Linked DNA regions of Homo sapiens: region 2 is linked to region 1. Evidence: read pairs that join two places in POLR2A ChIA-PET (ENCODE). Cell type or tissue: GM12878. All regions are shown on one strand.

Region 1 (2,500 bases):
ATCATGGCCCACGGCAGCCTCAACCTCCTGGGCTCAAGCAATTCTCCCATCCCAGCCTCCAGAGCCTCCAGAGTAGCTGGAATTATAGGCGCACACCACCACACCCAGCTAATTTTTGTATTTTTTGTAGAGACGAGGTCTCGCCATGTTGCCCAGGCTGGTCTCAAACTCCTGGGCTCATGCGATCTGCCTGCCTCAGCTTCCCAAAGCGCTGGGATTGTAGGCATGAGCCACCACACCTGGCTGAAACAATTACTGTTGTTAAGATGTTCAATACTACCCTAAGTGACCTACAGATTCAATGCAATCCCTATCAAAATCCCAACAACTTTTTTTTTTTGCAGAAATAAAATATACCATACTAAAATTCATATGGAATCTCAAGGGACCCTGAATAGCTAAAACAATCTTGAAAAAGAAGAGGTAAGGCATGATGGCTCACGCCTGTATTCCCAGCACTTTGGGAGGTTGAGGTAGGAGGATCACTTGAGCCCAGAGGTTTGAGACCAGCCTGAGCAACACGGCAAGATCCTCTCTCTACAAAAAAAAATTTAAAAATTAGCCAGCTGTGGTGATGTGCACCTGTGGTCCTAGCTACTCAGAAGGCTGAGACAGGAGTATTACTTAAGCCCAGAAGGTTGAGGCTGCAGTGAGCCACGATCATGCCACTGCACTTCAGACTGGGCGACAGAGCAAGACCCTGTCTCAAAAAGAAAAAAGAATAAAAAGTTGGAAGACTCACACTTTCCAGTTTCATATAGACCGAATGGATCAGAATTAAAAGCCCAGAAATAAATCCTACATATATAATCAAATGATTTTTACAAGGGTGCCAAGATCATTTAATGGGGAAAGGACATTCTTTTCAACAAATGGGGCCAGGCATGGTGGCTCACGCCTGTAATCCCAGCACTATGGAAGTCTAAGGCGGGAGGACTGCTTGAGCCCAGGAGTTCAAGACTAGTGTGAGCAACATAGGAGACCCCATCTCTACCAAAAATACAAAAATTATCCAGGTGTGGTGGCATGCACCTGTAGTCCCAACTACTTGGGAGGCTGAGGTGGGAGGATTAATTGAGCCCAGAAGGTCGAGGCTACAGTGAGCCATGATCATATCACTGCACTCCAGCCTGGGTAACAGAGCAAGACTCTGTCTCAAATAAATAAATAAATGGTACCAGGAAAACTGAACATCCACAAGCACAAGAATGAAGTTGGACCCTTACTTTACACCACATATGAAAATCTACAAATAGATCAAAGACTTAAATGTAAGACTAAAACTATAAAACTCTTAAAAGAAAATATAGCGTAAAAGCTTCATAATGTTGGATTTGAAAATGATTTCTTGGGTAAGACATCAAAAACACAAGCAACAAAAGAAAAAATGAATTGTAACAAAATTTATAAAACTTATGTGCATCAAAGGACACAATTAACAGAATAAAAAGGCAGCCTACAGAATGGGAGACAATATTTGCACATTGTATGTCTGACAGGCGGTTAAATATAAAGAACTCTTACAGCTCAGTAACAAAAAAGCAAGCAATCTGATTAAAAAATGGGGAAGGGGCTGGGCATGGCGGCTCACACCTGTAATCCCAGCACTTTGGTAGGCTGAGGCAGGCGGATTGCTTGAAGTCAGGAGTTCAAGACCAGCCTGGCCAACATGGTGAAACCTCATCTCTACTAAAACTACAAAAATTAGCCAGGTATGGTGGCGCACACCTGTAATCCCAACTACTCAGGAGTCTGAGGCAGGAGAATCACTAGAACCCGGGAGGTGGAGGTTGCAGTGAGCCGAGATAGCGCCACTGCACTCCAGCCTGGGTGAGAAAGTGAGACTTTGTCCCCCCTCAAAAAAAAAAAAAAAGGGGGAAAGGACTTGAAGAGACATTTCTTCAGAAGATATATAAATGGCCAATAAGCACATGAAAAGCTGCCCAACATTACTAATGATTAGAGAAATGCAAATCAAAAGCACAATGAGATACCACTTTATACCCATTAGGATGGCTATTACTTAAAAAACAAAAAAACAGCAACAAATGTTGGCATGAATGTGGAAACCAGGGCACTGTGCACTGTGCACTGCTGTTATGGAAAACATGGTGTTTCCTCAAAAAATCAAACACAGAATTTCCATCTGATCCAGTAATTCTACTCCTGAGTATATGTACAAAAGAACTGAAAGTAGGGGATCAAACGTATTTGTACATCAATGTTAATAGTAGCGTTATTCACAACATCTAAAAGGTGGAAGCAACCCAAGTGGCCATTGACAGACAAATGGATAAACCAAATGTGGTCTATCCATACAATACAATGGAATATTACTCAGCCTTAAAAACGAAGGAAATTCTGACACATGCTACAACAAGATAAACCTTAAAGACATGCTAAGTGAAATAAGCCGGACACAAAAGGACAAATATTATATGATTCCACTGATACGAGGTACCTAGAGTAGTTGAATTCATAGAGACAGAAAGTAGAACAG
Region 2 (2,500 bases), 430 kb after region 1:
GGCCTTGCTCTCTTGCTCGAGCTTCACAGAGTGTCCAAAGTAATACTTCCGTACCACCCGGCCCGGCTTTTTTTTTTTTTTTTTTTTTTTTTTTTAAGAGACATGGTCGCACCATGTTGCCCAGGCTGGTCTTGAACTCCTAGGCTCAAGCAATCCTCCTGCCTCAGCCTCCCAAAGTTCTGGGATGAAGGCGTGAGCCACCATACCTGGCCTGAGTGCAGTGGCGCGATCTCGGCTTTCAGCAGCCTCGACCTTCCAGGCTCAAGCAATCCTCTCACCTCAGCCTCCCGAGTAGCTGGGACTACAGGCGCGCGCCACCACGCCCGGCTAATTTTTGTATTTTTTGTAGAGATGGGATTTCACTATTTTGCCCGGGCTGGTTCCCAACTCCTGGACTCAAGCGATTCGCCCGCCTCAGCCTCCCAAAGGGAAGTGCTGGGATTTCAGGCGTGTGCCACCGCTCCCACCCCAAAGTAGTATTTATTGTAATTATTATTATTATTTTGAGACGGAGTCTCGCTCTATTGCCAGGCTGGAGTGCAGTGGCGCGATCTCGGCTCAATGCAACCTCTGCCTCCCGGGTTCAAGCGATTCTCCTGCTTCAGACTCCCAAGCAGCTGGGACTACAGGCGCCCCCCACCACGCCAGGCTAATTCTTGAATTTTTAGTGGAGACGGGGTTTCACCATGTTGGCCAGGATGGTCTCGATCTCTTGACCTCGTGATCCGCCCACCTCGGCCTCCCAAAGTGCTGGGATTACAGGCGTGAGCCACCGCGCCCAGCCTATTATTATTTTTTTAGGCAGTGTCTTGCCCTGTCGCTCAGGGTGTAGTGCAGTGGCGTGATCACGACTCACTGCAGCCCCGACTTCTCGGGCTTAAGTTATCTTCCCGCCGCAGCCTCCACGCCCGGTTAGTTTTTTGCATTTTTTGTAGAGATGAGGTCTTGCTTTTTTGCCCAGGCTGGCCTCGAACTCCTTGGCTTAAGCGAACCTCTTGCCGCAGCCTCCCAAAGTGTTGGGATTACGGGCGTGAACCACCGCGCCCAGCCTACTATCTTTATCTTACAGAAAGAAAAGAATGGAGGAAACCGAGGCTCGGAGACAGTAGGTAATTTCCCCAAGGTTCCACAGCTAATGAGTGGAGCGGCGATTTGTGGAACGAAATGAATGAAATCGATGTGGCAGCGGGCCCGGACGGGTCGGTGGCGTAGACGCGGAGCGCGCAGCTCACACCTGGCGGCCGCGGTTTCCAGGAGGAAGCAAGGATGCTTTGGACACTGTGCGTGGCGCCTCCGCGGAGCCCCCGCGCTGCCATTCCCGGCCGTCGCTCGGTCCTCCGCTGACGGGAAGCAGGAAGTGGCGGCGGGCGTCGCGAGCGGTGACATCACGGGGGCGACGGCGGCGAAGGGCGGGGGCGGAGGAGGAGCGAGCCGGGCCGGGGGGCAGCTGCACAGTCTCCGGGATCCCCAGGCCTGGAGGGGGGTCTGTGCGCGGCCGGCTGGCTCTGCCCCGCGTCCGGTCCCGAGCGGGCCTCCCTCGGGCCAGCCCGATGTGACCGAGCCCAGCGGAGCCTGAGCAAGGAGCGGGTCCGTCGCGGAGCCGGAGGGCGGGAGGAACATGACATCGCGGAGGTGAGGAGCCCCGAGGGGCCCGGCGCGGGCCTCGGCCCGGCCACCGCCGCGTTCGGTTAGCCCCGTCCGGAAGGGGGCGCCCCGGCCGGGCTTCGGGCTCCCGCCCCGGGTCGGGGTTGGGGGCCGGTTCCCTCCTCGTCCCCTCGCCCTCCAGGGGCCGGGGGCCGGCCCCACCGCGCCCCCACCCCTCGGGTCCCCATTCATTTCCTGCCTCCCCGAGTTCCGGCTGCGGCAGCCCCGGGGATGCCCGTCAGGCCCGGGGCAGGTAGAGCCGCCGAGGGAACCACGGGTGCCAGCGGCCAGGCTCAGCGCCGCATTCCTGACCCATTGCCTCATGAGAATTGCCTCATGGTGATTCCGAAATAACCCTGCTCACTTGGGGAGGCTCCTTGGGACACGAGAGGGGAGTTGCGCGGGGCCGGGCCCCCAGTGGTCTAGTCGTTCTGGCTCACTGTGCCACTTTCGTGCATTTGGGGACTTCACGCAGGACCCCTGACCCTTTTATATGCCTCTTTGTGTCTTCTTTTCCTCCTACCCCTCACGTGCCAGAAATGGAAAAACTGACTGTATCTGCAGCCACTAGAAGTATTTCCTTCCTCTGCGATCTTCGCTTTGGGAGATGGAAAGGAAGGGAGCCGCATCTCGTTATTTAATCCTTCACTGCAACCTTAACAGTCAGGTCACTTTACTGGTACCCGTTTTATGGATGAGGAAACCGAGGCCCAGAAGCAACATGCTAGTAAATGACAAGATTTGAAACTTAGGAGGATTAGTGAGTTAATGAGATCCTTTGAAAGGTCAGGGTAATACTACTACTAATAGCTAACATTTGCTTAGTTCTGACCACAGCCCTATCAGATGGCTACTA

What was found. ChIA-PET counts read pairs that join two places held together with the same protein. Peaks named below come from ENCODE experiments on the same cell type or tissue, not always from the same donor. Only the 100,000 strongest peaks of a DNase experiment are listed, where the experiment ranks them.
Region 2: POLR2A ChIA-PET joins it to region 1 with 6 read pairs; 2 of 35 experiments call an interaction of 5 or more read pairs at or near these places.

The regions. Positions count from the first base shown.
Region 1 is chr12:111,985,652-111,988,151 of GRCh38, forward strand. All of the region lies in intron 4 of TMEM116 (transmembrane protein 116), which reads right to left. Among named protein-coding and RNA genes, the nearest start is that of TMEM116, 26 kb to the right of the region's middle. In GM12878, no CTCF peak of the experiment used is centred here; no DNase peak of the experiment used is centred here.
Region 2 is chr12:112,417,494-112,419,993 of GRCh38, forward strand. It overlaps PTPN11 (protein tyrosine phosphatase non-receptor type 11), which reads left to right and starts at 1,454. Exons shown (of 16, transcript NM_002834.5): 1 at 1,454-1,632. The coding sequence starts at 1,619. It also overlaps a transcript of RPL6 not described here. RefSeq lists enhancers at 11-659, 660-1,307, 1,082-1,341, 1,308-1,955 and silencers at 1,329-1,680, 1,392-1,961. In GM12878, a CTCF peak has its summit at 1,703 (motif pointing right); a DNase peak (open chromatin) is centred at 1,363; H3K4me3 peaks cover 2,075 bases; H3K27ac peaks cover 1,744 bases.